Regions from separate parts of the Mus musculus genome. Here all the other regions are linked to region 3. A link is a loop called in an ENCODE intact Hi-C map of the cell type or tissue named here. Cell type or tissue: left cerebral cortex. All regions are shown on one strand. Region 1 has its middle 19 kb from the start of Nabp1. Region 2 overlaps 9330175M20Rik (RIKEN cDNA 9330175M20 gene). Region 3 overlaps Tmeff2 (transmembrane protein with EGF-like and two follistatin-like domains 2). Region 4 holds the start of Gm17767 (predicted gene, 17767). Region 5 holds the start of Nabp1 (nucleic acid binding protein 1). Region 6 holds the start of 9330175M20Rik (RIKEN cDNA 9330175M20 gene). Region 7 overlaps Tmeff2 (transmembrane protein with EGF-like and two follistatin-like domains 2).

What was found. A loop is a pair of places that touch in the nucleus more often than their neighbours do. Peaks named below come from ENCODE experiments on the same cell type or tissue, not always from the same donor. Only the 100,000 strongest peaks of a DNase experiment are listed, where the experiment ranks them.
Region 1: it touches region 3 in a loop (2.0-fold over the local background); 11 of 42 quality-filtered maps call a loop at or near these places.
Region 2: a loop joins it to region 3, with 2.3 times the contacts of the local background. A loop is called at or near these places in 9 of 42 quality-filtered maps.
Region 4: a loop joins it to region 3, with 6 times the contacts of the local background. A loop is called at or near these places in 17 of 42 quality-filtered maps.
Region 5: a loop joins it to region 3, with 2.7 times the contacts of the local background. A loop is called at or near these places in 8 of 42 quality-filtered maps.
Region 6: it touches region 3 in a loop (10-fold over the local background); 37 of 42 quality-filtered maps call a loop at or near these places.
Region 7: it touches region 3 in a loop (2.7-fold over the local background); 5 of 42 quality-filtered maps call a loop at or near these places.

What each region holds. Positions count from the first base shown.
Region 1 is chr1:51,457,347-51,461,346 of GRCm38, forward strand. No RefSeq gene overlaps it. Among named protein-coding and RNA genes, the nearest start is that of Nabp1, 19 kb to the right of the region's middle. In left cerebral cortex, a CTCF peak has its summit at 1,843 (motif pointing right); DNase peaks (open chromatin) are centred at 976 and 1,945.
Region 2 is chr1:51,265,267-51,269,266 of GRCm38, forward strand. The region is part of intron 2 of 9330175M20Rik (RIKEN cDNA 9330175M20 gene); the gene reads right to left. Among named protein-coding and RNA genes, the nearest start is that of Cavin2, 22 kb to the right of the region's middle. In left cerebral cortex, a CTCF peak has its summit at 2,323; DNase peaks (open chromatin) are centred at 302, 1,107, 2,030 and 3,248; H3K27ac peaks cover 1,268 bases.
Region 3 is chr1:50,960,416-50,964,415 of GRCm38, forward strand. All of the region lies in intron 4 of Tmeff2 (transmembrane protein with EGF-like and two follistatin-like domains 2), which reads left to right. Among named protein-coding and RNA genes, the nearest start is that of Tmeff2, 35 kb to the left of the region's middle. In left cerebral cortex, a CTCF peak has its summit at 2,058 (motif pointing right); DNase peaks (open chromatin) are centred at 1,300, 2,068 and 2,955; H3K4me3 peaks cover 375 bases; H3K27ac peaks cover 612 bases.
Region 4 is chr1:51,595,598-51,599,597 of GRCm38, forward strand. It overlaps Gm17767 (predicted gene, 17767), which reads right to left and starts at 1,121. Exons shown (of 4, transcript NR_151621.1): 1 at 704-1,121. In left cerebral cortex, a CTCF peak has its summit at 1,590 (motif pointing left); DNase peaks (open chromatin) are centred at 868 and 1,581.
Region 5 is chr1:51,476,075-51,480,074 of GRCm38, forward strand. Nabp1 (nucleic acid binding protein 1) reads right to left here and starts at 2,325. Exons shown (of 6, transcript NM_028696.3): 1 at 1,751-2,325; 2 at 1,404-1,542. The coding sequence starts at 1,841. In left cerebral cortex, a CTCF peak has its summit at 2,428; DNase peaks (open chromatin) are centred at 1,725 and 2,422; H3K4me3 peaks cover 2,093 bases; H3K27ac peaks cover 1,652 bases.
Region 6 is chr1:51,332,647-51,336,646 of GRCm38, forward strand. It overlaps 9330175M20Rik (RIKEN cDNA 9330175M20 gene), which reads right to left and starts at 1,133. Exons shown (of 5, transcript NR_045151.2): 1 at 1,038-1,133. In left cerebral cortex, a CTCF peak has its summit at 1,506 (motif pointing left); DNase peaks (open chromatin) are centred at 544, 1,484 and 1,849; H3K4me3 peaks cover 1,323 bases; H3K27ac peaks cover 2,517 bases.
Region 7 is chr1:51,182,715-51,186,714 of GRCm38, forward strand. It overlaps Tmeff2 (transmembrane protein with EGF-like and two follistatin-like domains 2), which reads left to right. Exons shown (of 10, transcript NM_019790.4): 10 at 2,671-4,000. The coding sequence ends at 2,767. Among named protein-coding and RNA genes, the nearest start is that of Cavin2, 100 kb to the right of the region's middle. In left cerebral cortex, no CTCF peak of the experiment used is centred here; no DNase peak of the experiment used is centred here.

The DNA of each region.
Region 1 (4,000 bases), 500 kb after region 3:
CCTTCTTCCTCTGCTTTGGCCCATCAGTTTCCAGCCCCTTGCCAGATGACTCAGAGCAACTCTAATACGTTGCACTGCTCAGTTCATTTCTGCAGCTGGTTCCTTTCTCAGAGTCCAAGCAGCCTGCAATGTGCGGAGGAATGCTGGGCTGTCGGGTGTTTATAAATCCAGGTCACTTCCAGTTTGCCCTCCCTACTTCCTGTAGGTAAACAAAACTGTGATGTCATAGTTTCCTGCCATCATGGTTTTCTGCTGCTGTGTACCCCCCCCATCATTATAAACTCTCCCCATAAAATCATAAGGTATATAAACTGTCTTCCAGAAGTTGTACTTGGTCATGGGATTTTATTACAGCAACATTTACATTTCATGATTTGCATAGCTGAGCCTATGCTTGTAAAGACCCTGTCACATTTCCATCCTTGCCACTTATGCCTTTTGAGATACTCAGCATCCTTCCTCCCGCATCCATTGATCCCTGCTTCCCCAGCCACTACAATTAACTTCACCATCCCTTTTCCAGCCTCTCCTTGGCTGATCTTATGGAACTACTTTAGTTTTGTAGTGCAATAATAATTTGCTGGATTCCAGTGAGCTATTTTTTTAATTCAATATTTGCATTGTATGGGGTTCTCTAAAGGAAACGAACCAATAGAATACATACACGTTATGAACAAAGATTCACTACATTGGCTCACAAGATATATACCAGGTAATCAAAAAATGTCCATCTTTAGAGCGGAGAGGCTGAGAAGCAGATATCACCTCAGTCCACACATCTGTTTTCTTTCGATATCCCAATCTGGTCTGCAGAAGATTCCTGGAGTCTTGTTGGAATCTGAAGAAGCTGGAGTCTGGTGTCAGTGAAGGATGACAACAGCAGCAGTGACGCACACTGGGTTATTCACCCCTCTCTTAGCTTGTAGACTCAGGAGCATCGGGAGTGTAAAGTTGTCAGCTTCCTGGCACCTCAGCTCCCTGCCAGCAGAGCGTAGGCTCGTTGTCAGAAAATACATTAGCATAGCTAGTAACTGCAAACACGTAACTAGTACTTAGAATAGTCTAGGTATACCTAAACCCACTAAGGAAACTATGTTGTCAGTCCCTTTCAATGTAAGGATTAAGCTTGTGTGGCCTCCTGATGTCAGCCTAAGGCTTTCCAAGAAAGACTTTTCTTTCTGTCCCACAATCAGCCAGGATGCTATCTCCACCTTCCCAGCAGTGGATCCATGTGAGGTTGTTCTAGTTCTCCCCACATTCTAAGCAACCCTAGATTGTTAGATAAAGCTTCGGTGTCCTCCAGAAACATGCCAATTCACATTTTAAGGTGTTATACTTAAAATGAAGAGGAAGGGGAGAATATATTTGAGCCCTTTCTACAGTCCCTCTTTAGTATTTATCATTGCTTGTGTGAATGCTTCTTTCTCTACCTTCATGATTGGTTTGAACCACAGACGTCTTGTTGTTGCATATATAAGTATTTCAATAGAGATGCTAGTTGTTGGTATTAGGACCTCCGAAACCCCTGACATCACATAGGCGAGACTCGAACACCTGTTACCAAGGCAACAACCACCATATTCCCAGAATCCACTTGGCTCACCTCCCACCTTTACGTCATCACCCATATATGAAGAAAGCCCCCCCCCCCCATCTACCCTCCCCCTCTTCCCGCAGCCACCTTGCCCTCTCTCGCCCAATAAACCTCCCGTGGAACTATTTGGTCTGGTGTGGTCCTTCTGAAGCCAAGTCGAAGTCAAGACCGCAACACTAGTTACAAGTTTACTTCTTTTATTACTTTTTCCCCAGGTGGTAAGATGTAAAGCTTCACCAGTAGAGGGCAGCAGAGAGACTGTTGGAGGGAGGGACACTAGTTCTTTGACTGGAAAGGAACTCAGGAGACACAAGATAGTGCTCACCTCCTGGGGAGTGTTGCCAACACTCCAAAGGTTGGTCCCTCAGGTCTAGCTCAGCCAGTTTCCCAGTGTGTTTTACACAGACCCAGTTGGTGCCTTCCAGGCTGCCAGAACCCACCTGCTGAGCCCCAAGCCTGAACCACCTCAATGAACTTCTCTGCCCATCAGCAGACCACAGCACACTCCCCCAGGAGATCTGGACTCAACTCCGGGACTAAGAAAGGGCAGCTGTTGGCTGGGGAGGTGGCGCAGAGGTTAGGAGCGCTTGCTGCCCTTCCAGAGCACACACACTCTGTTCCCAGCACCGGCTGCCCGTGATTCCAGCTCCAAGAATCTGCATGCTGCATTCACACACACGTGACTAGAAATACCCATACACATGAGTCAAAATAAAATTTCTGTGTTTGGAAAGAGTGAGGACCTTCAAAAGATAGAGGACTCCTCTGGACTAATTCCTTCCTCAGCTGTTCCACTTCCATCTTAGAGGAAGACCCACCCTTCTACCTCCTACTCTGCTAGTCTCTGCTTGCCCGGTGTTCATTAATGCCTTATTGCTAACTAGTAAAGCTTGACTTTGAATTTCCCTGTTAAAAGCACGGTGATAGCCATCACTACTAGCACCTTACCAATACAGACAGGAGGCCCAAAGGTTCTCTTACTTTCTCATCTTTCTTAGCACATCAGTGAATCTCAGACCTCCATCCCCCACCCCAGTGGCTGCTGCAGAGATTGAAATATACTTACAAACAACCCAAACTTCAAAATGACACTGTGATCTTTCAGTACCTTCATTTTAATACCCCCACCATGCATAGTTATACTGCTTAAAAGGGAACTGCTATTTGGGGTATGTGTTCTCCCCACTTTTCCCAGAGTTTTTCAGTTCTCAATGTTTCTATGGAGATATCCTCAGGCATAGACTTTTTATTCAGTAACAACAAGTCTACTAAAAGGTCTACCTAGTCAAGGGATGGAGGTAAATATTATCAAAACACATTGTAAGAAATTCTCTAAGAATTAATAAAAGGGACTGGGAGATCCCAGTGAATGAGCTCCTTGTTTTTTATCTAAGATTTCTTTAGGCTGAACCTCCAGCTTTCCATCGATTCCTGAGCAGGCTTTCTCCAGCTGGGCATTAATTCCCATTGAGTTGTCTGTTCCTGAGTTTCCACTCTGGTATGATTTTCTGTGCCTCTCACACCAACTTCAGGGACATTGACTTGCCTTCTGACCTTACTGCTCCTACTGTTTTAGGAAGAATTGCCTTTTCAGTTTATTCGACTTTGTATTCATTGTTCTGATGCAGTGGCAACTCGTACACTTCTCAACGCTATGTAAATAGTTATTATATTTTATTGTCTAGGGAATAATACAAGAAAAAGTCTGTCCATGATCAATTCAGACACACACTCCTCATGGTGCGATGACTTCACAGTTGCAGAACCCACAGATTGAAAGCTGTGCCTATGGAAGGCCAGCCCTACTATGTGCTGAATTGCCAATTTGGTCCACTTAGAAAGTTCCACGTCAACCTTTCCAAAGTTTGGAAGACATTGGTAATCATTTCTTAGATTAGTTCATTAAAGACCACAAAAGAGTGAAGTTTTAATATTCTTATTCCTAATCAAGTAGAATTGGTGGTGAAGAAGAAAGTATCTATATTGACAGCTCCGTCTCACAAGAGGAAATATAAATGCACTCTGTTGTTTTCAGAACAATGAGTGTCTTAGCATTCTGCAAAATATGTCTATGATTTTTTAATTCATGGATTTTTTCACATAAATTTCGATGTATTGCAATTATCTTAATTTATATTTTCCATTTTTGTCAAGGAATAAGCTCTCTGAATTGACCCGTAAGTCCTTTTGAAATGAGCTACTAGTCTTTAAAAGATTCCTTTCTTTTAAGTCCAAAAAGATGTTTCCAGCTCCAAGGAATCCTTGTTTCTTAAGAGGAAATGTCATTTAGAAACTATAATCCTGGTTCTAGGTGCTCATTACTACACAGACAAGGACTAGAAAATTGGTCTTTTCAAAAAAAATGCATCATAATACTTCCCAAGAAAATTGTACACCTGATTACAA
Region 2 (4,000 bases), 300 kb after region 3:
ATATTTCAGCGTGTTCAGGAAAAATGCAATCCACTCCAGCACACCCTTTCTTTCCATGGTTTCTTGCCAGTTCACTTGTGAGTGTTACCACAAAGGGCAGTTCAACAGCCAAGGTGAGGGAAGTTGCTGATTTGAACAAAAGTTCAATTGCAGGGCAGGAGGACGCAGGCCCTACTGTGCCTTGTGTTTACCAAAGAGACAGGTTTCATCAAAACAGAGAGATCTCAAACATGCAGCTCAGAGTTTTGGCATTTTTCAAAGCAAATTTTTAGAGACTGCCTTTCTTCCTGGGTTCTGTACACACACATTTGCACGCACACACAAACAGCAGCTTTGAAATTGTATGGTATTGTCTCAGAACTTGAAGCACGGCCAGTTTTTGACCTTCACTTCCCAACACTTCAGGAAACAGGAATTCTCACACCCTTGGGCCTCTTAGTAAAACAAGCCCCTGGAAAACTCTCCAAAAAAAAAATACTTGATTGTACATACTGCATGCATATCATTCTCTCTTCTCTCTCAAAACATGCAAGATCACACATTCTAGATCTTGATACAAACTCCTAACAATCAAACAATATGCTATGCAACAGACATATACAACACACGCCATCAAGTTGCCATCTGCAGGCGAGTCTAGGAAACATGGACTAAACAGCATTTGCTTCCCAGGGGTATAGAGAAACAGCCCCCACCCTTGCTCTGTACTTCTAGGATAACACTCAACACTCAGATTCCAAGACTGAGGGGACTGACCAAGCCTTAGTGCGTTCCCACTCCAGCGTGCCTGACAAAGACTAGGATCCTTGACAAGAGGACTGGCAGGAGAGAGGTGTGGTTCCCAAGAGAAAGCAGAACATTGTTATCAGAGGAAATAGCATTCCATTCATGGCAGGAAAACTGAGAGATTAGCTCTTAAGCAAGCAGAGTAATATCCAACCTCAGCCAGACCTTCAACAGTTGTACAGGCTATGATAAGGAGCAGGATGCTTAGCTGCTGTTGTGAGCTTTCCTCCATTTAAGACTGTGGCCCTAAACACAGTAAGGCCACCATTATTAAGAAGGCAGGATACCTTAGTATGCTCATGGAAAAAGAGATTTCCCCCAAGCCTTTTGTCAATTCTCTGTCAAAATGAAAATTGAGCAAAAAGTTATTTTGTTTTTTCAGTGCAGGTTTGCTCTGTGTATCCCTGGCTGTACTGGAACGTGCTCTGTAGATCAGGCTGGCCCAAACTCAGAGACCTGTCTGCTTCTGCTTCCTGAGTACTGTGATTAAAGAGGTATGTCACCATGCCTAGTTAAGCAAGAAATTTTTAATTCACAAAATTACAGAGGCTGGGAGTATAGTTGATAGTAGAACACTTATCTATCATGCCTTTGGCCTCAGAGTTGATTCCCAGGTTAGAAATGGGGAAAGGAAAGAGTATACAGACTGTGCAGGAGGTCTCTAAATCTACAGGAGCTTGTTTCTTGTTGTTGTTGTTTTGTTAGCTTGTTTGTGTGTTTCTTGTGTACATATGTTTTGTCATGACATAGCTGTTTCTAGCAGAACAATCTGCTTTATATAGAGTGAAAATCTGTTTACCTTTGAAACTGTAGAAATAAACTGCATTCATATTTGGCAACTTCTCAAACACTTGAATTATGGCTATGACCTCCTTCTAAAACACAATAATAATAATTGACCATTTTAGGCTTGAACACCTCCCATTTCTTTGAATAGTTTCTCCTGAAATGCTGCTACGCATCCATCCCTTTGGCCCCCTGCTGTGGATGTACTAGTTGTTCAGAGACTAGGGTTCGACCTACCCTGTTCCCGAACGGGATTCCAGACACAGAGAGTTCCACTTGGTCAGTATCACTTTAAGAAATATGATGCCCAAAATGGAAAGCAGCACTTCAGAGCCCGAAAGCAAATGCATGGCATTCAGTATTCTTCAGCAAGGCTGCCATATGTCACTAAGTGTTTCGGGATCTGCCGTCATTGAGGAGGAAGAACAAGACTGCAGGGGAGTCAAGGCAGAGTCCTGGGTAGTGTTCCAGTATCATTCAGTGTGAAATGAACCCTAAATAAGGAAAACAACAGATGCAGTGCGCTGCTTTTCATACAGAACTCCTAAGCATGGTAATGCCTTATCATAGTCACATTCCACTGTTGCCTCACGGCCCCCAAGGGAACTTCCCCAGGGATGTGTTAGAAGAGGAAACTGCCTTGAAAGAAATTTCTCAGGCACATTAGAACTGACAGAAATCACTTCTGATGTCAGGACTCAGTATGTTGGGACTCTAAGGAGGAACACAGATCAAGTGTGCTCTGTGAACTGCTCCAGCCTATGCTGAAAGCCATCTCCTGTCCTGAGGGGTTTACCAACCTCTAATGTGGCCATGAGGTGGCGAAATAAAGGGTAGAAAGGCAGAAGTTTATTATGCAGGCAGGTTTTGGTAACAGGATATCAAATACAGATTTGGCAGATTCAATACATTCCCCCCATGGCTATTAGTAAAAACTGACACAGAGGAGTCCCCTTTGATTTGCTGTTGACTGTAAGCTGTCTGGCTCCCTGTGATTTTACAACAGCTTTGGCTATTTCAGAGACTTAAAAAAAAAAAAAAAAAAAAAAAAAAAAAAAAAAAAAACAGCCCAAGAAGCATTTCATGCATTTATAAAGCATCTGAGAGATTATGGGTACTGGCGCCTGGGAATATTTCACATTCTCCCGACCCACAGCTGGCACCTCCTATTCATAAAGCACACATAGGCACATCTGCACAGGACACGGAGTAGCATGGATTATGTGTATGTTAACAGACATTTCAAATCCAAGCTTAAGTATTTACCTTCCAAGTCTCCTAAGCAATGGCAATCAATTCTCCCTAGTTTGTCTAGAGTCTATGCATAAACTCCTTCTTCTTACTATTGAATAGAGTGATGAACTGCTTGCTACTCCTGGAAATGGGACCATGGGCTTCCTCTCAGTTCATTTGTTTGTCTTACTTTATTTCCTTAGCTGCTTTGGAGTCTTGTTTTGAGAAAAATCAATGAACGCGGTGACTCTGGCAGGCACTGTGAACACACTACTCAGGGAAACTGGCATTGTGATGGCTGTATGACTGCACTGGTGACACAGCCCAGCTCCAGATGAAAGGTGTGTCACATTTGGAATGTGTAGAAGCATAGAAGGTTTCTTCCAGGCATGTTTTAAGAGAGGCCTTGCAAAACTTCTCTTGTTTGACAGGCCAGCCTGCAGCATAACTTTGACTCTCTCAGGAGGCACTCTACTCCCTGTATAATGTGAATGGCTGATCCCACAGGCAAAGTACTAAGCTACTTGTGGTTCAGTGGTAAGTATAGAATCTTGCCTGCATTTTATCACATATGTTCAACTAAGCATGCAGGTCATGAGGGCAAGGATTTTTTTTCTGATTTTTGCCTGTCATGTTTATTGAGTTATCCCAAGTGCATTAAACAGTGCCTAATGTAATTTGTCAAATAAATAATGTGGCTAAGAATCACTGCTCCGTCTACATGCAATTCTGAGACTAGATTATTCCTAGACACCCTTAATACTATTCTGCAAGAATGTAGAACACAACCAACAGCATGATGACAAGATAACAGTACTCAGAGTAATACAGTGATGGTTTCAAGTAAGTAGCCTCAGAGGAAGATAATATTTAGATTCATGTAGATTTGAAACTTCTCCTGTTGGCATTTTACCACCCAAGACGTCCCTTTCATGTCTTTTTACATTATGCCAAAGGAGTTCACAAAGACTTGGTTATGCCCCATGTCTGGTGCTTGCTTCTTTGTATCTCTTGAGAATTTAACACTATAATAATCTTAACTCAGGCTAGGAGGAGATTTTCCAGTGTGGCGTACCTTTGATCTGTGCCACCAGCAGAGTTTGCAAGATGTTCAAAGACCAGGACAAATGAGTTGAGTCCTGCTGCCAATGCAGATCTCCTCCCTGTGAGGTTGGGAAGCTGCACTTCTGGGGAC
Region 3 (4,000 bases):
TACAGAAGCAGGATGCTCCCGACAAATGCCAAGTCCCTACGTGTAGTCACCTGTATTCCATGCCCTGTAGTCTTGGGCATTTGGATACTTAGTTCCTAATTGGTGCATCCTTGGGCTAAGTCCTAGTTGTGGTGTGTCCTAGGTCCTAAGAGGTGTGTCCTTGTTGGAAGAGGTATGTCACCAGAAAGAGAGTTCAGACCTATGCCCACTCAGGTATGCTCTCTCTGCTTCCTGCTTTCTCTGCCTCCTGCATCTGTGCTGCACTCCTCTCATGGATTCTTCTCCTTCTGGAATTGTATTTCTCAGTAAAGTCCCTTCTGTACGTTGCCTTGGTCACAGTGTCTTATCATGGTCATAGAGAAGTAACTAATACACTCTGCGAGCTCCTTGGGAAATACAGGGCAGAGGGAGTTCAGCACCACAGCACTTGACCAGAAAACCCTCAGCTGAGTCGTAAAAAAAATTTGTATTTTCACCAGGGTCATTAAAATGTTTTAAGGGCAATCTTTTTTTTTTAATATGTTTAAAATACTGTTCAGGCCTCCAGGTGGAGAATAAATTGTATGTGAAGCAAAATTGAAGCAAGATACTAACACAAAGATTGCCACAGTGGAACAAGGCAGAGTGAGTCCACACAACCTGAGTGTTGGTCAAAGGGCCAGTGAGGTGGTAACAAATACTTTCTGTCCATTTAGATGCTAGTATGGGTGTGAACAAGTGTTACTTGCCAAAGTAAGGAAGAACATGGATAGTCAGGAGGTAGATACATGAGGATCAAGTTCACATCACTATCCAAGTCTGTGCAATGAGTCTTTGCCTGACTCAGAACAAAAGAAAAGTATGTGGAAAGGGTAGGAAGGATGTCAATAGCGTCTTTATCTCATCCATGTTCGTCACAAATCAACATTACTGGTTTAATTTTAAAACACAAATATACTTCATAAAGAGCACCATTTTAAGAACCAAAGCCCTCGTGCTGAGCCCAATATACTCATCGAAGGCAATTTTCTCAGACTTTGAGATGCAAACACACTGACGTGCTTAGGAGTTTTCAGTTGGTTGCTTTTCAATAAAGCCTGTGTAGTCTGACGTTTTTGTTTTTCATTTACTCCTTGAAATTTATCATCAACAGTTTCAGCATCATCCCCGGTATGGCAGTAAAAGGTAAAATACAATAACAGGGAACTCAGTAATTTGGCTTTTAAATGGCTTTATGCATTTATGTGCTATGTAGGCTATGTAGCAGATTGTGATAACAGAATCAGTTATAATCAAAGTGCAGCCGTACAAATATAGCAGACACCTTGGAACAGCTCCCTTTGTTGATCGAGACAGAGCAGGAGTGCCATCTTACACTATATTTTCTCTATAACAGCATAGCAGCCTCAACACCTTTGTTGCGTTTCCGTTGTGCTGCTATTGCGAATGTCCCCACAGTAGCACTTTACCTGTATTTATCATTGATTCTTGCACATTGAATTTTCTGCTCTGCGGACAACTAATTTGAGTGGCTTGAAGTATAAAACTTACAGCTTTCCCCTTCATTGTCCCAGTTCACATAACAATATAGAAGTCATTTCCCAGTGCAGAAAACCCCAAGGCCCTCAGACTTTGTTCAGCCTCCGTGGTGCTACATAATTTATTTTATTTCTCTGAAGCCTGCAGCGTTTCTTATGTGCTGTTAAGGGAGGGGATCCATTGTCAGTGTGTAAGCATCACTTCAATTAAGCTCTGCTGGCTTCTCTGTCTGCATGCGAATGTGAACTTGGTTGTCTTGAGAATGACAGTTGTTTATTTTACTCATGGGTGTCTGATGCTGGGTGGGGACTTACAGGTTGACTCAAATATTTATAAACATGTCTTTTGCTGTCTTTCGTGGAGACTATTCTAAAGTTAGGGGAGGTGCTTTTTATATTTTGTTGATTGTTTTTGGTTCTCACAAACTCCTTTAGCTTTCTCTTCTCTTGAATTCTAAATTGCAATTCTTGTTTTATCCAGCTAGTCCCAGAAACTATAACCTGGTTTGATTCCTGAAGTGGGAATAATGTTGTACCAGTAGGGGGAGCTCACACCATGCCTATTTTATGGGTTGGTTTGAAGTTAATTTTGTGGCTTTGTATCCTTAAGGGTGGAGCCGGTTTCACTTTAAAGCCAACAGTTTCTGGGGTTTGGAATATAAGTTATTTCTTCCAGTTGAAAAGTTAAAATAATCTGAAGTTGTAAATCTTAAGTGCGTTAACAGTTTAAGTCTTTAGCTAACGAATCGTCATACTGTGGTTGAAGTTTTCAGATTGCTGAAATGTAGAAGCTTTAAAATATACTAAAAGTTCTCTTTCTTTGTGTACATCCTCAAATCACTTCCTTCCAGGAACAGTGACCACAGGACTCGGGCTGAACACTTTTTGTGCTGATGACTGTAAGTCAGCATAAACAAGGCAGTTGCTAACCATGGTTGTGGATGTAAATGTGAGCTTAGTTTTTTCATAGATATCCCTGGAGGGATAGATACTTGGGGCTATCCATATTTCTCACTAAATTTGCATAGAATGGAGTTGGAAAGGCATACAGATCTCAACTAGCTCTGTGCTACTCAAGTCAGCAAAGGACTCAGAGCCAGTATCATTCCAATACCTTTTCTTTCCCAAGTTTGTTATTTTTGACTCTCCTTTGAGATGTTAGCAATTTTCCAAATTCTGCCTGAAATTTCAGTCTCTAAGATGGTGAACACCAAACACCTCTTCATATAATACGTTTCTGCAGGCATCTAATGTGACCTCAGAAAATGGAAAAGGGAGTAGCATCTTCTCTTTGTTCCTTTTCTCCACTCTTGAACATCTGTCTAATGTCATGCATAAGGATGCCCAAGACTCTGCTCTGCCCACAGCAAACTCATGATTCAGAGACTGTACCATTCAGTGAATTGGGAGAAGGAAGGTTCCAGCGTGTGTTTTCTTCATCAGAATAAGAGATCACAGTTGTCTCCAGACTAGCCCATGAATTTGACTTTCAAAGCATCCCTGAGTCAAGACAGCTGACTAATTGCTAACATTATGCCTCATAAATCTGAAAGTCTGGACTAGAAAGTGTGCGATGCCTGCCTCTTGATGGACATTAGTTATGAAATCACCTCTGTCATAGAATTTTCATCTAAATCACTGTGCTGTTTCATAGGTTACATGTGGTTGGAACCCTGGTGTAGAAGAGGGAGAGATAATGGAGAGAAGAAGATGAGGTGAGGTAGAAGAGGCTATTGAAAGTCGGAGAAAGGTTCTCAGGCATTTGCGCGTTTCCTCCGGGTGAACGCCACAATTGTCTAGCAATTTCCTAGCAATAAAATAGCTGTCCTGTGGTTGATGAGCCTTTAGCATGACAGCGTGATGACCTTAGCCTGGATTCTCGGATTTTAATAGCTCTGTGGTTCCCATAGGGTGAAGCTCTTTGCTCATTGCTTTCTTTGGCTTAGACTTTCTTCTCTGTCAGTGATCCTCCTGTGTACTGTTACCTCATTAGTGCTTGATTCCTAGAGCATCATCACTGCTACAATGTCTCTTTCTGTATCACACATTTATTTTAGATGGCATAAATTTAACAAAACAAGTTGTTCTGTGGACCCTGTAATCTTACAGGAGCATATCTATCACAGCAATGCACAGAGTCTAGGAAATCACAGATCATACCTGGCTTCAACTCCAGAACCCCTGGCCTTGTAGAACAACCACATTTAGGGTCCTACACATGATTTGGCATTTGTAATAAAATACATTTCTTTTCTAACGAAGTCTCATTCATTCTACATGTTTGAGTTCCACAAAAATTTAGATCTATTATTAAGTTTGGTGTCTGAATATTTTCCTCCCTCCACTGCCCTGCTGCTGTTCTAGTGGCTGTGGTTATGTGGTTCTGTGGGGAATCTACTAATGATCCTTCGGTTAAATATATTTTAGTTTCCCAGGCAGTTCCTTAGTTCAGCATTGTACCAGAGGTCAAGCTGAGTGGCTTT
Region 4 (4,000 bases), 640 kb after region 3:
ACAGCTCAGTAGTTACGAGCACATACTGTTCTTTCAGAGGACCCAGGTCCAGTTCCCATCACCCCAGTTGAGCAGCTCACAAACACTTGTAACTCCAACTCAAGGGGTTCTGACACTGCTGGCCTCTTGGCCACAGCATTCACATAGTCACACCCAGTGGAGATGAAAACACATCCGCATAGTTAAAAAGCATAAAGTAAATCTCAAAGAAATTTGGACACGCTTTGTTCTAGCTCCTTACTCATTAGTTGGGGGAAGGAAAAGTTAGGGGTAGTAGAATTCTTCCTTAATATATGCGGATGGATACATAGAACGACCATGGGCACCCATGTTATAATAGACAACAGAGTTTATGCTTATGGTCTAAGTTAACCATAAATAAGCAAAACAAGCCACCCAAACTTCCCAACGCACACTCCAATCTCTGCTTACGGAGGCACTCAGTTGCTGCTACGATTCCAACCTTTTCCCTTCTAACCTTCAGTACCAAGCTCCTGCAGGTATACTAAGAATTAAAAAGAAACATTTTAATTTTCTTAAATGAAAAAAATCCAGGAAATTTAATAAAACAAAGTATTATAATTCTCAATCATTGAGATTTCTCAAGCCTGGCAGTGTGTAATTAAATAGACATCAGCAAATGAACCGTAGGGTGAGGTTCAAGGCGTGCATCGGATGGAGCAGAGTTAAGGAGGAGGCTCACCTGAGGAAGGGAACCTGGAGAGAGATGCTCAGCTGTGAAGTGCCCCCAAGAGCTGGGCCATAATTATAAACTAAGATGCACGAAGAGTTCTTTCAAATCTTGGTGAAGAGCTCATTTCTGAAGCCATGCTGCCTGCATCCCGTTGCCATGGCTGCCTGCATCCCGTTGCCGAGGCTGCCACTGCCACTGCAGAACCCAAAATGAAACTCATTTTAGCTACATCTTCTTGTAGCTCTCTCACCTTTCCTAGGAAAGAATTTTCTTTGGAGAATCTAAAAGTTGAATGGATCAGTAATACATACTTTCAAAGATAGAAAGCAAGAAAAAAAAAAACCTCAGTTGAGTCTCTCTCACAAACTAACTAAAGAGGCACCACTAAACACGAGCCATGCTGTCAGAGTTGTGGCTGTCTGCTCTTGAAGTAGGAATGTGATGGTGGGAATATGGGTACCAAAAAGTCAGGACTCCTACTAATGCTCAGTCGACCCCTTGTCCTAAACTAGCATAGAACCTATGAGAGCTCAGGCCTGACTCTCAAAACTCTCACACTACTAGAGAATGTCAGGAAAAGGTACTGCCCAGCTTTGTGTATAATGTTGTTTTTTTGCTAAGTGAAGTCTCTTCATTTTCAGTAGTCTGTTGAGAGATTTAAACCTACCCCAGTGTTCAGTAGCAAACAATTTTTTATTAACTTTCTTCATATGTTTTTATTTGTTTTAATCAGCTTAACATTAAATCTTTCTACATCGCTGAAGAAGAGGGACTTCCTGTTTGAGCCTCGGACAGCAAGAGGCTGGATCTGTCTGTAGTTTGGAGTACAGAGGAAAGCTAAGGAGAAATCTGCCCAGACAGACCCTGGTAGAGCTGTGGAGTGACTCTGCTGCCCCCTAGTGGATTTGTTCACCTGGAACACACTAGGCAAATGCCACTGGTTTAGGATTGGTTACAACAACCAATATTTTGAGATCTTTTGAGTTCCCAACACATTTTCTTTTTGCGCTCATACCAACCCAAGGATAGTTCTGCTGTGACTCCAGTCCTGGTGGCAGGCTTCCCGTGACCCTCATCTCCGTGCCATACATATTTCGTGAGCTCTAGTCTCAGTGGTGTGATAAGCTACAGACAGTTTTACGCCTGAGCTGCAGTCCTTTCTCAATCATCAGATAGCTCTCGAACGTCTAGATAAGACTTCAAACAGAGGGGGAGAATGTTCTGAGGGTAGACGAGAGTCGGTGGAAGATTTATACCTCCTGAAACAGATCAAAGAAGGCCTTGTAGAGAAGAATGTTTGAAGATGTGCTTTGCAACTTCGGAGGATATTGCCACGTGGAGGAAGAAAGTACTGAAAACAGAGCACACAACATAAGCCCATGGCGCAGCGAAGTCTCAAGGAACTCTGCGGAGAGCCCGTGATAAAGATAAGAGTCAGGGTAATAAAGTGTAGACAAAATCCCATGTGCCCTCCAAATGGTTGAGCCACTGGTGTCTTCTAGAACAGGTAAGATGTGATCACATTGGCGATTTCAGAGGATCTTGCAGGCAACATGGTTAGACAAGGAGTGTAGTGCAGAACCCAGAAGAAGAGAGAGAGAGCAGAGGCTAAAATAGTATTGTCCAGTAAGAGAGGCAGCCTGAGCATGGCAGACCTTTTTTATTTTATTTTATTTTATTTTATTTTATTTTATTTTATTTTATTTTATTTTATTTGAGACAGGGTTTCTCTCTGTGGCTTAGGCTAGCCCAGAACTTGCTCTGTAGACCAGGCTGACCTCGAATTCAACAGAGATCTGCTTACCTCTGCTTCCTGAGTGCTGGGATTAAAGGCACATGCCACTGCCATTTGGCTGTGTTGGCGGACTCTTAAGGTCTATTTCCGATAGGTATATGATATGATAGACTTGAAATATGTTAGCTATAGAGACTGGGGGAAACAGGGATTTTTGTCAAGCTTCCAGCTATGTCTGCATTAGGATTCTCATGGCACTGTTGTGACAGGGAAAGGTTGAGAGAGGTGGGTGCTGAGCTTTGGCTTTGGGTCACATCGAGTTTGCAGCTAGACATAAATCAGGGGGAGCCGGAAATGCACATCTAGGCTTCATGGCCCATATGCCCATTTTGTATGTAGACATTGAAGCTTAGAAATGCTGGATGTTGCCTCTATTCAGGTACCTACGTAATAGAGGTTTTAGGCAGGCTTATGTATGGTCTTAGCCTAGTACCAGAAATGGAAAAGAAAAAAATGCCACTCTAATATACAAACGGCAGAGAGGGTAGAGAAGGGCGGAGCCCGAGAAATCCCAGATTCGAAGGACGGCAGAAGACCTCTGAGCCGGAAGAGGAGGGGAAAAGGCAAAGCCCACACTCTACCAAGGGAGAAGAGAAAGCTATGGGAAGTCAGGGACAGGGAACAAGACAGAAAACATTCGGATGAATTTAGACTTAAGGACAAGACGCCAAAGGAACTGCAGGATGAGGCAAAGCCTTCTTGGGGGTGGGGTGGGGGTGGGGCGTGGGCAGGGGTGTTTCATATACTGGAGGACTTTAAATTGTTTATGTGCAAAATTAAAGGTGGTTCTTATGGACAAGAAGAGGCTAGAATTGAGTGGAGTTAGATTAGAGAGAAGGTGTGGAATCATTTCCTTCAGGGACTGCTTCCATTTAGTCCTCTAAAATAGGAGGACAAAAGGAAACCCAAAGGAAGAAAGCGCTCCTTCGAAAGCAGCACCTTAGCTTATGGAGCAGTGTTTCCCGAGCAAGCACACAGGCAGAGGCCTCTCCCGATACATCCATACTAACTGGGGTTGAAAAGCCGGAGCCTTTTCTACACTATTCAGCGCAGACCAAAGAGAGTTTTACTTGCTTTTTATTTTCAGGTTTTTATTTTGCTCTCTTTCAACCTTGAGTTAACAACTGAAAACATCAGACACAAAGGGACATGAAAGGAAAGGGCATTCCATTTCATCATTAGCTCGGCCTTCCAGGAAATAGAACCACTAACAGCCACAATAAGCCTCCAATAGCTTCCACCTCAACTCTTCACCTCCTGGTTCTGCTGGACCAATGAGGGACCACTGAGATTCCCCACAACAACAGAGTTCAACCCTGTGCAATTGACATCCCAGAAGGTAAAAAATAAATTGCTACCTATTCTTCACTTCACCTTAGATAGAGTCCTCTGCCTAAGCAAGAGTCTGGAAAAAAAAAAAAAGATAGCAAGTCTACTCTTTAGTCTTCGTCACTCCGGAGTATATTGAGTAGTGGATAGAATTATTTCTCTAATATTCTAGTGCCTACTTC
Region 5 (4,000 bases), 520 kb after region 3:
AGCCACAAGGTACATAAAGCCAACACACCAGCATTGTCTGTGTTACTGACATGGCCAAGGATGATATAACAGTACTATGTCTACTTCTGCAGACAGCAGTTCTCAAGCTCCTCAAAGTTTGGCACTTTCTAAAGCAGCTATAAAAAAGATAGACCACTAATCTTCTTGCCCTGCTGGTTTCCCCAAATTTTGCAACTTTTAATATCAACAGAATGAAACCAATTGTTTAGTGTGAGCAATTTTAAATGTGAATGACATCATTAAATCTAGATTAGCAGAATCAGACCAAAGTCTGGCTTTTTCAATGTTTCTTTGTACAACTACCAAGGTGGGTAACTTCATTAAAACATATATTATGATTAGTATTAGTATTGTAGTTCTCCCCATAACCTCCAAAAGAAGTGATTTTTGGGGGGGAAAAGACATGGACGTTAAAAAGATGTAATTTAGTGTCACAATGACTCAATGTCTGAGAATAAGATGCCTAAATTCTGACTCTCACTTCCTGCTTTGATGATACCTTACCTCACTTCCTGAAAATGTTGTAAGGCCTGTGAGATAGGATCAAAGAACTCCTGCCCAAAGACTCAATACTTCTACCATTCTCTTAGCTCAGCAGCAATTGTCAACTATTTTTCTGATGGCTACCAATAAAATTATTACAATTCTCCCAATCACAGAAGCTTCCATATTCTACTTTTAAGATTCTTTCCTGAACTTTTCTTAAGGCCAACATTTGGTAAGATTTTCAAGTCTATGAAAAAAAGTATTCCAACTCCATAACCAACTAAATACTCTGAATGAATCAAAGATTAACTTCTGCCACTGTGTATTATTTTGGGTTTTGTGAAACTCTGATCTTACAGATGAAATCATTTTCAAGAATGAGTATTCCAGATATTCATTCATGTCCATATCACAACGATGAGTATTGAGTACAAAAAAAGGTACCAAAAAAGGAAAGGGGTGGAAGACATTATACTTCATACACGAACTGATTAAAAAGGAAATGTGTCCAACTGGTGTGGCACACAGAACTGATTTCCAGGTATATCTCTGTGAGTTCGAGGACAGACTAGTCTATAGAATTGTTCCAGGACAACCAGGGCTACACAGAAAAACCCAGTCTCCAAGAAAGGGTGGAAAGGGTAATGTGATCTTTTATCAGCCTCACTGATAAATGCTCACTGACTTCCACACGGTATTCTCAAAAATAAAATTAACCTTTAAAATTGGAGGGGAGTTAAATCCCTACCTAAAACAAATTAGCTGTGAAGGTGAGCTGCTCCCAGTGAGGTCCACTAAAACAGCTCCCTTCTTGAAGTGGCCCATGGAAGAGCCAAACAACTTCAGAACCCCGAAGTCGGCCAAACCCACACCTACCCCAATTTATGCACACCTACCCTCTGGTCAACCGAATAATATCCCCTGTCTGTATGAGCCCTCCGATCTCATCCCACACAGAAATAGTGATGCTTCCCGTTCTATCAGCTACTTTGCAGGATCTCACTTCATGGCCGTCTTTGGTTTTGGTCACTCGTCCTGTGAAGATTTAAAAATCAAAAAGGGGAGAAGGAAAGGTGTGTTAGATAAGGAGTTCATTCGAGGGAGCTCTTTCACCCTCCTCTGGCTCGCTACGTGACTGACTTCTGTCCCCGGGTAGGATTCTGGGCCAGGAGCACGTGGGGTCGCGGGCGGGGAAGAGGTCCGAGCTCTCGAGGGTGTGGGGCGGGCTGCGGACCTCACTTACCTATCTCCAGGACAATAAAGACGACATTTAAGTTTTTCAGTCCGGCCTTAATGTCTTTTATAAAAAGTGGAGGGTCGTTGACCCCGTGCATACTGAGGCAGGTGCGGCTACGCTTCAGAGACCCACTAGGCAAGGCTTCCCACCCTCGGGGAGGGGCAGGGGCAGAGCCGGGGAGCAACCTGGGGCAAGATTGGCGACCGGGGTCAGGAAGCGGTAATTCAGGGGCCGGGTAAACCAGCCCTAGAGGCACGGAGCCAAAAGAAAATAAAAATGGAAAAGGGAGGGGAAAAAGACTCTCACAAGTTCAAAAAAAACAAAAAACCAAAAAACAAAACCGAAGACGCACTCCGCACCCTGAGCCCGCTCCCAAGTGGGCGGCGAGCAAACCAGCGTGCGCACTGCCGCCTCCGCTAAGGGAAAAGGGATCAGGAGACGGCCCTGCCCGAGTCCCGCTGTCCCTCACACAACACACGCACACGCGCGCGCCCCCTCCGTCCCAGGCTCAGGGAAGGTACGTGACAGCAAAACGGCAAGGCTGTTCACCAACCGCGCAGCCCGCGTCCCAAGCAGCAACTGGCGAACGCTCCCTCAGGCCGGCTTTATTAAGCCGCGCCCCGCCCCTTGTGGCGTCACGCGACGTCACCACGCCCACTAGCACGCCTCTGGGGCGGAACACAGCGCCACTGAGCTCGCAGCTTCCCTGGATCCTCCCCTACTGTCAGCACAAGCACCGCCTCCCGGCCGACCAATGGTCTCTCGGCCACACCCTCCTCCCGCTGGTCGCTCCACGTCTTCCGGGTTTCTGTAGGGCTGGGTCTTTTGGTGCTCCGAGGGAGACCTGGCTTCTTCTAATTCCTCAGGATCCTTCAGTAAGGCCACCTTTGCCCTTCAGTCCCGCGATCACGTGGAACTCAGATGTTCCGAACCCCGTGGTTAGAGCAAGTATGCAGTTGAGAAGGAACGGAGAGAGTGATCGAGCAGGATCAAGGAGAGAGAAAAAAGGGCGAACTAAAGGTGTCCGAGGCTTCCAAGAGAGTGGTTCCCAGTCGCAGGCAACTTGGCGATCAACCTTCGTACTTTAGAGGTGTTTAAATTGGGATCCAGAAACACGAGGTGGTCTTTTTAAAAGTAACTTGTAAATAAACCTCTTTTCATGCTGATAATAGCCATACATAGTTAAGTTCCACAGATATTTCATTTTTTCCTTAACCCTTTTCTTTAAATTGCACTTGGCTTTTATATAACTAAGATGAGTTAACCATACACTGGTGAAGGGGAACCTTAAAACAAAACCTGAAAGGGAGGGTTGTGCTTTGCCACCAAACAAGCTGGAGGCTAATTGTGTGACCTTGAAATTAGTTGGTTAAGCTTCCTAGCCAGAATTTAACAATCTGAACAATAAAACTAGGATCCTTGCCTCATAGAGGATAAAATGGGGTCATAAATAAATTGCCCAAGTACAGTCGCAAATAGATCTGTGATCAGTATTTCTTTTCATCAATTTTCTATTGAAAATAATTACCTGTTATTTAATCTCATGGTGAGTGATAATTTTAACCCCCGTTTACAAGTAATAAAACTCACTAGAGAATAACCAAACTGGATTTCAATTTAGGCAATCTTGACCCTAGGAGGCTTCAACCAGAAGTATTTTATGTTTAAGTAGTATGATTGTAACCCTCCAAAACAGATTGAAGAAATGGGAACAGCAGAGTATATTCTAGCATGTTAGAGAATCATATAAGCAAATACTGTGGAAAATAGAAAATGTATATATCAAAAACACACTTCTTTTTCTTTTTAAGGATAATACCGAGAAACAGCATAGAGAAAAGTTTAAGAATAAATAACAAGCCATGTTAAGAACATTGAGCAGCCTAGAGGTGAAGCACACCTTTAATCCCACCATTCAGGAATCTCAGGCAATCTGTGAGTTCAAGGTCAGCCTGAGCTACACAGAAACCTTGCCTTGAAAAACAAACAATATAATAGAGCAAAGTTGTGGCCAGGGATCTGGGTGGGGTGGGGTGGGGTGGGGGACCTAGCCACTCCCTGAATTCTCAACCATTTGCCCTCATAAAAAGGACTAAGAGGGATGCTCAGAATTATTTATATACACATTCCTTAAAGAGGTCCCAAACACTAAGAGACCAGGCCCTGTAGGGGTGTGCCCTAGGTGGGTTCTCGGGGCTGACCAACACTGAGAGGAGAGGTAGACAGACTCATGCACCCTATCCCCAAACCAGAAGA
Region 6 (4,000 bases), 370 kb after region 3:
CAGCAGCAGCATCCATTAGTAATCCCAGTACTGGGGAGGCAGATGCAGTCCTAGGGATTTCTGGCCAGCTAGTTTAGTCAAAAGAATGAGTCCTAGAGTCAGTGAGAGGCCTGTTTCAAAAAATAAGGTGAAGTAATTGAGAAAGACATCTGAAAAAAAAAAAGACATAAAGAGATCTATACACACACGCACACACACACATTAGGAAGAGACCTAACTCATATTGGGCATGCTGTAGGGTAGCCATTCTTATTTATTCTAATAAGGACCATCTAGTTCTAGAAGCTGGGGTTAAAGCATTCTTATTTAAAAGAAAATTCTCCAGTAATTCTAGGTTTACTTAGAGACACAGGGTTAAGAACAATTGCATAGGGACTGAACGTTTAGGAGGTGGGGTGGCAGGAGACGAGTGAGTCACAGATTGCTTAAAAAGCCAAAGTAGCCCTTATGCAGAGAACAGATGACTTTGGAGGGAGCTTGAACCCACACTTACTCTGTTCACCCAGCATTTCAGGAGCAGCCGGGTCTTTTCACAGCCTCTGGGCTTTGTCCCTGCCTCTGCACACCCACGGACAGTGTGCTGGCTGGCAACAGATTTACAACAGTGGGCTGCTGTCTGTCGGAAATCTTTGACTGGGGCAAGCTGGAATATGACCCCTTTCTCCTTCAAGTTTATCATCAATCAATGGTGCTCTGCCAACTCTATCAAGAGGATCCTAATCTCTTTTGCCCTTACGCTTCAAGAAAAGATTAGGCAGCAATCAAGAGCTTCTTGCCGGTAGGTTCACAAGGACTTTTCACACAAGGGCAAACACCCAGTAGGCTCCCAGAAAGCATCCCACTCAAGGGAGAGTAAATAGGTGATTGGATGCGGGTGCTTTTTGTCCCTGCGAAAGAAGACAACTTCCTGTGTATCATCAAAGATATTCGTGCCCTAGAATCTCTACTTTCTCCTGTGTTTGAATATAACGCTATAAGATAATGTTGGGATTCATGCAGCCCCGCTTTACTCCATTGATAGTAAGTCAGGACCATACCTAAACGAGTGGCTGAGCCTGGGTAAATGTCAAGGCAGTCACTTTTCAGACGGAGCTGTGGGCTTCGTGGCGTGCTTGTCCTTCTGTACCGTTCCTGATCACCTCCGGGAGTGGCCACCAAACGGAGCTCACAGTCACTGCCCCACATTTCATTGTTTCCCATGTGCCTTTAAGGAATCACTCTTGATCTCAGTCATAAAATTGGAAAGCCACACAACTGACAAGATGATCCCCCCAAGGCAGCTGAAATATGGGGTAGATTGAAACCGACAGTTAATTTGTAGCAGTAAAAAATAATGATATCATCATAAAACAAGTTTAAGATTAGACGAGGCTCAAACACTGTGCGCCCACAGGATATATAGATGGGTATTGTCGAGCTTAAATAACAAAGCAAAACAAAACTGAACCTCCCGGCTTCACTGGGCGAACCCTGTGTGCTCTTTTATGGTACACTACCGCCATCTGCTGGCTGGAACCAATAAAAGTCTAGCAGTCTCCTAAATCCTGGAATATTCCACTGTGCAGAGCCTGCTGTTAATTGCTATACACACGGAAACATATTTTTAACCTCCCAATATCAGTAAAATGATACAAATAAATCAGAGCTCCCTAGAATAACAAACAAATGAAAGAACCTAAGAGGCTAAAGACTGCCAAAGCGCCCCCCCCCCATCTGCCTGCCTCCAAGCTGCCCTTGCTTCAGGAGTACATCCCTAGCACATTGCCTTGTTAGCCCTGAGCTCCCTACACGCATTTTGCTTCCGCCTTCCTCCTCTCCAGATGCCTTCTCTCCCAGGCATCCTACAACCAGCACTTCAGTGATAGGCAAAGCAGCAGCTCTCAGCTAAAAACAGCCTCCTCCTGCAGATCTTAGGGAGGAAAACCACAGGCACTTGTCTTGTTCAGGGAAAGCAAAGCCCCAGTTGCATTAAGTGAGAAAAGGAACCGTAGGCTTTCAGAACCCTCTGAGCAGCGTTTTGCATGTTTTCCTCGGGGTTTACCTTACATTATGTCTGGATGCTCTAACGTGGCAACAAGTGTTCTTAAGAGGCAGAAAGGATAGAGGCTTTATAAGCAAATAAAATCTAGCCACTATAAAACCCTCCCCATTTTATAGTGTGTGCTCAATCTTACCACTTTAGACTTTCTGTTACTGTCACCACAGGCCTCGGGATACCAAACTCTCCGGGAATAAAGGAGCCCTTACTTAGCACATCTTCCTTCTTCAACATGACTTGTGGGTTGTTTTTGTTTGCTCGTTCGTTTGTTCATTTGTTTTTATTTTTTTAATTGCCTACAATTTCATTTTCTCCAAGTTAGCACGTAGTCATTGTGTAATAGAACATTTTATAAAAAGGCTTTCGAATTTTTACTTATTTAGAGAGCTTTTTATGTCACTCACACCACCATGCCCACCATTAGACAACAATGGCCTTTAAGCAAAATGTCTTGGTTTTGCTTTGTTCCTCTGGGAGAGAAGTGGTAAGGCAGAGACAAGCTGCATGCTGCAGGTCTCTACAAGCTGTGGCAGTCATGAGTCCAGATAAACTGATGGGCCCCATGGACAGGATCACTCTCCCAGCTAGTTGCTGACTGTCCTAAATATTTGAAATGTTCAGAGAACTCTGTGTCCAGCCACCACCGCTGCCCATCACCCCTTCCACACTACAACCTCATAAGCTTACAAGTAAACACTGGATAACAGAGTCTTGAGTACAGTTTCCAAGGAAGTATGTTAATATGCTAATGCGTTTACAATCACCTTCTGTGTGTTTTTGACACTCAGTGTCATCAAAAGAGACAACATGAAATCACAGTAAAATAAAATATGAATTATCTCCGTTACCAAACAGCAAAGGGTTTCGGGAAAAAATAATACCATTTTGATCCTTGGACAAGAAAGTGTTGCTATGTACTATGTACATGGGCGCAGTCTGGATCAGCCCTTTCAGAGAAACCGTTTTAAAGTGCTCTGTAATTTCTGCACTCCAGCACTAGGCTAATGAACACCACGGTCGGCAGCTGATCTTGTCTCCTATATGAAAAGCTTTCCATATTCAATCATGGCCTCCCCAAACTTACCATCGTCCTTAACCCTGGACCCTGTAAGTGTCCTTACATGATACAAAGGACCTCTTGGATGAGTCTAGGTTTAAAGGACTTGAGATGGAATGATTTCTTATGGCCTTTCTGGATGTGATCACAAAAGTCCTCATAAGAGCAAAGCAGATACTTCAAAACCCTAAAATGTGATCAGACAACAGAGGTGGGAGAGATGCCCAGAAGCAAAGGAAATGCCCTAAGCCAAAGAATGCGGACAGCCTCTTCAGCAGCAGTCCTCAGCCTGTGGGACCTGACCCCCGGCTAGCCTCTATCTCCAAACGTAGTTACATTAAGATTCATAACCGTTCTGAAGTAGTAATGAAAATAATGTTATGGTGGGGGTCACCACAACATGAGGAACTGTATTAAAGGGTCGCAGCATTAGAAAGGATACGAACCACTGCCCTAGAGGCTAACGGGGGAAACAGACTACCTACAGTGTCTCCCAAAAGGCAATGGCTCTGAGCTACACCATGATTTTAGGCCTCCTCTTGTCCAAAATGAAAGATAAATTGGTGTTGTTTTAAGCTACTGATATATACTATTTTATTGATGTAGCAATAATACGTGGCTACACGAGCTATCAGGACACAGAGAATCAGAGTCTCTCCAATTTAGAGTCAGTAAAGGATCCAAAAGCTTACACTTGAGGCTCTGAATTTTGGAAGGTTTTGTTTGGTTTGGTTTGGTTTGGTTTAGATTTTAAACTAATGTTATTGTTTTTGAGGGTGATGTTTTTAAAATGTCTAGGTCATGATGTCATGTTTCATCAGGAGACAAGTCACTGCAGTTACACTATGGCCTCACAGCCCAGCCCTGTGTTTATCGTAGCAGCAGTGCCAAAGGAGGGCCGAGAA
Region 7 (4,000 bases), 220 kb after region 3:
AACTAGACTCTGAACCCAATGCATCCTTCATATCCTCAGACAGCCAAAAAGGCCAGTGTAGATCCTTTAAAAAAAAAACTGAATTAATTCTATTTTTTCAAAATTCCAGGGAAGCTTTGTAAAGTTTTTATCAAATCCATAAGACATTAAGATTCTGATTCATTTATACTCACTAGAGAAATTCTCCCAAAATTATTTATAAAAACTGGAAAATAAGAAGCATTATGAAATTAAAATGTAAAGACTGTAATGCACCCTGGCATCTGTATTACATGATCTTCTTTAAAGACAAGTGTGGAATCTCCTCTTGAAAAAGACAAAATATAGCTCACAAATCCTTACCTGCCTACAGGCATAAGGAAAGACTATTATCAGAGCTCGGTGCTACCCTAAGTCGGTTAGAGTTCATTAACTAGACTAGATATTTAGATGCCCAGTGACCCATTGGATATATAAAAATAAAGGCAGAGAACATAAAACCAACTCAAAACCAAAATATTCTGAGCATAAAAAGAAAAGATAGAGAAGAATCTAAAACACAGAAAACTGTGCCATACTTTTCTAAGCACACATAGAAAAATAAGACTTGTATTCATATTCATACAATAACAAATTGATGGCTGCTTCATATAGTGAAGAAAGCCCAAACTTCAATATTTCAAACCATGTTTCCAAATTAACTATTAATCACATTTTCATTCCCATACAATATTTTAAAATGAAATAAATATATACACTATTTTACCAGAAATTGGGCATTTGTGTTATAATTTTGTCATATATTTACATATTCACTTGAGTGCACACATGCATGTGTATACATACACACTTTACAACATTGTAAAAAGTGAGCAGTTATTTCATTCATTCATTCATTCATTCATCATAAATTTCATGGCGGAAATCCTGAAATATGAGACATTCTCAGATACTGAGAATACACAGCTGAGTACTGAAGCAAAAATGACGGCCAGTCTGTCTACTGATGTAGCTTTGCATTTTTCCCTGCTCCTCTGCTCCTAGCTTCTCATGATTTGTCTTCTGCAATTGACTACCTGTGCTCAGCTCCCAGTCTGAATAAGCTCTGTCTGCTGTGTCTCCCAAGTATATCGCCTTTTTTCTTTACTTTTCATTCTAAAACTAAATAAAACCTTTTCTCTATCTGCTCTGGAGGAAGAGAAAGAACACATCAAAAACGTTAGCATTGTCACAGTTCATTATATAAATACCCCCTTGTACAACCAAACCTTTGAAAGACTTTCCAGGAAAAGTGTAAATCTATACATTTCACCAGTATCCAGGGTAGATTCATTCCATTCATTCAAAATTAGTGCCAGCTGGGTCCACCTCTGACCCCTAAGATACCACTGCTTTTCTTGTGATGTAGCAAGCCTTGTTTGTCAAGATCTGTTCCAAAATACCCAGATGCTAGACAATTTACAGAATTATTTCTAGTGTCGATTCCTCTTACTGTCTGTTCTTTGTTCTATTTTCTTTCTCTTCTGACTTACCAGTTTCTCCCTGAATATATATCTCTCTCCTCTCTCCTCTCTCCTCTCTCCTCTCTCCTCTCTCCTCTCTCCTCTCCCCTCTCCCTTCTCCCCTCCCCCTCTCCCCTCCCCCCTACTCTCCCCTCCTTCTGTCTCTCTCCTGTCTGTTCAGAACCTGCCTTTGGAGAAATATCTCATAAAAATGAGTATCTAGAGACATGTTCCAAATGAGCATCTTGTCCTGTTGAGAAGCTGGCTTTTCAGCCTTTCTGCCGCCATCTCTCACCTGCTGAGAGTGTGACTTTTTAGAGTTGTGTTTGTTTTTGACAGATATGTCAGCCATAGCAACTACACAAGAATATGCTCAGACCTACTATGTGTGCGTGTACATGTGTATGTATGCTCATTCACATATTTTCCTCTGTCTCTCCCTTAGTGGTAATAGAATTTTGTTAGGTTTTTTTTTTTTTATTGCTCTTGCTTCGATCATTAAAGAAATCTCTTAGTATAATAAAAAATACTAGATTGGAGATTTTCAGATAATGTGACCAAATACTAGATTTTTATGGAAGCAACATAATTGGTGTCAATTTATATCTCTAGCTTTATAACATTAATATAAAACAATGATATTAGGCTAAACCAAAGCAATATTCTTTTGCACTTAAATTTGGGTATTATCAGGTGGTTTGTTCTGCTGTGATAGAATCTTAACGTGTAGCTTTGGAATGTCAATATAGCACTCATTGTTAAGACATTTATACATAAAGTTGCAGAAGGCCTTTAAAGTGAGCTGTGATGAGCTTGTGACTTGCTTCTTTGCCTTGTGCTGAGTCTGTTCATCACACAATATAATGAACAGACTTAAAGAATAAACAGTGAAGGGCAAAGCAAGAATATTTCCCTTCAACTTCTACTTCTGTTCTTCAGTTCTTGACAAAAGCTTAAAGACAACTGCAAGGAGAAGAAAATAATAATAATTAATAACATATACATGTAATCAGATTCTATCTGTAATCAGTTTTGTTTTTGGTTTTTTTTGGTTTTTTGGTTTTTTGGGGTTTTTTTGCTCTAAAATACTTTAGTAATTTGTTTCATCTAGAGCTTCACTCTTTGATTGTAGGAGCAAACTTTAGGTATCTACATTAGACTAAGATCTGTAAACTTTCCAACCTTCTAGGAAATGCCCCAGAAGCAACAGAATTCACAGACAGAAGCAAAATACAGGGCACTACAGTTCAGACAACACAACAAGAGCATCCACACGGTTAATCTAGAGGGAGCATGTTTCCCAGTGGCCGGACAACCAACAGCTTGGACTACACAATACAGTATTAGAGACAAAAGAATAAGACAAGATCTACACATGTTGCCTTGCGTTTGTGGTAATCTACACCAATGAAAACATGTACTACAGCTATATTTGATTATGTATGGATATATTTGAAATAGTATACATTGTCTTGATGTTTTTTCTGTAATGTAAATAAACTATTTATATCACACAATATAGTTTTTTCTTTCCCATGTATTTGTTATATATAATAAATACTCAGTGATGAGAACAAATGGCATTCCTAAACTTGCAGTAATTCATAGCTGTAAGCACGGTCCAACTGTCATGGGCTACGCAGACAGCAGTATTTCATCCCTCTGTGCATCTTCAGACAACACATTAGTTTGCACAGGAATCTGTAGCTAGATTTTGAGTGATTCCAAGATCAAGGGATATACCGGTTATTGGAAAAGAGAAAAAATAATTTAGTTTATTGAGGAAGCATAAGATATGTCATATCCTTGAATCATCTCTGCTTCATCTACTTTCTTCCCTGTCTTTCATTGTCATTCCCAGAACAGAAAAATCTCTGGCATATAAGTTACAAAAGGGAAGAATGGAAGTGTTTTGTGGCTCAAAATAAAATGCAAAAAAAAGATATTTGTCTTTACTGAGAAGCAACATAACTATCTTAGTTAAATAATCTACCAGGGGGCGGGGTCTGAGAAAGGTATCCACTAGGTGTATAAACAGTGGTCAAACCTATTCTGTTTCTGTTTCTGCAAGCAGAAAAAAAAAGCTAAGAGTACATTGTAACTGTGTCAGTAAGTATGAGCCCAAACTGTGGCTTCTTAGAAGACCCTTGCTGTATTTGTATCTTATTTGAAAAGAATTTAGACTACCAAACAAATGCCCCCACGAACAGTTTTATAGCCCAAAGAGTACTGTTATTTGAAACTGAAAAACAAAAAGACAATGTTTTATGGTAATGGAGAGAGATAAGTTTTAAACGTATTTACATAAGAAAGAAAATCCCTAAGAATCTAGAGGACCTCCATGAGAGCTGCTTTCAACCCCTATGAGATACGAGCAGACAGGTATGAATGGTCACATTGCTTGGGGAAAGTAAGTTGAGAACATTCTCAAGGAATAAGATGAAATACCCAATTAAATAATCTCCTTATTATCATTTACCTCTGAGTAGTTTCTGTGGCACATGTGGATGATTTAAATA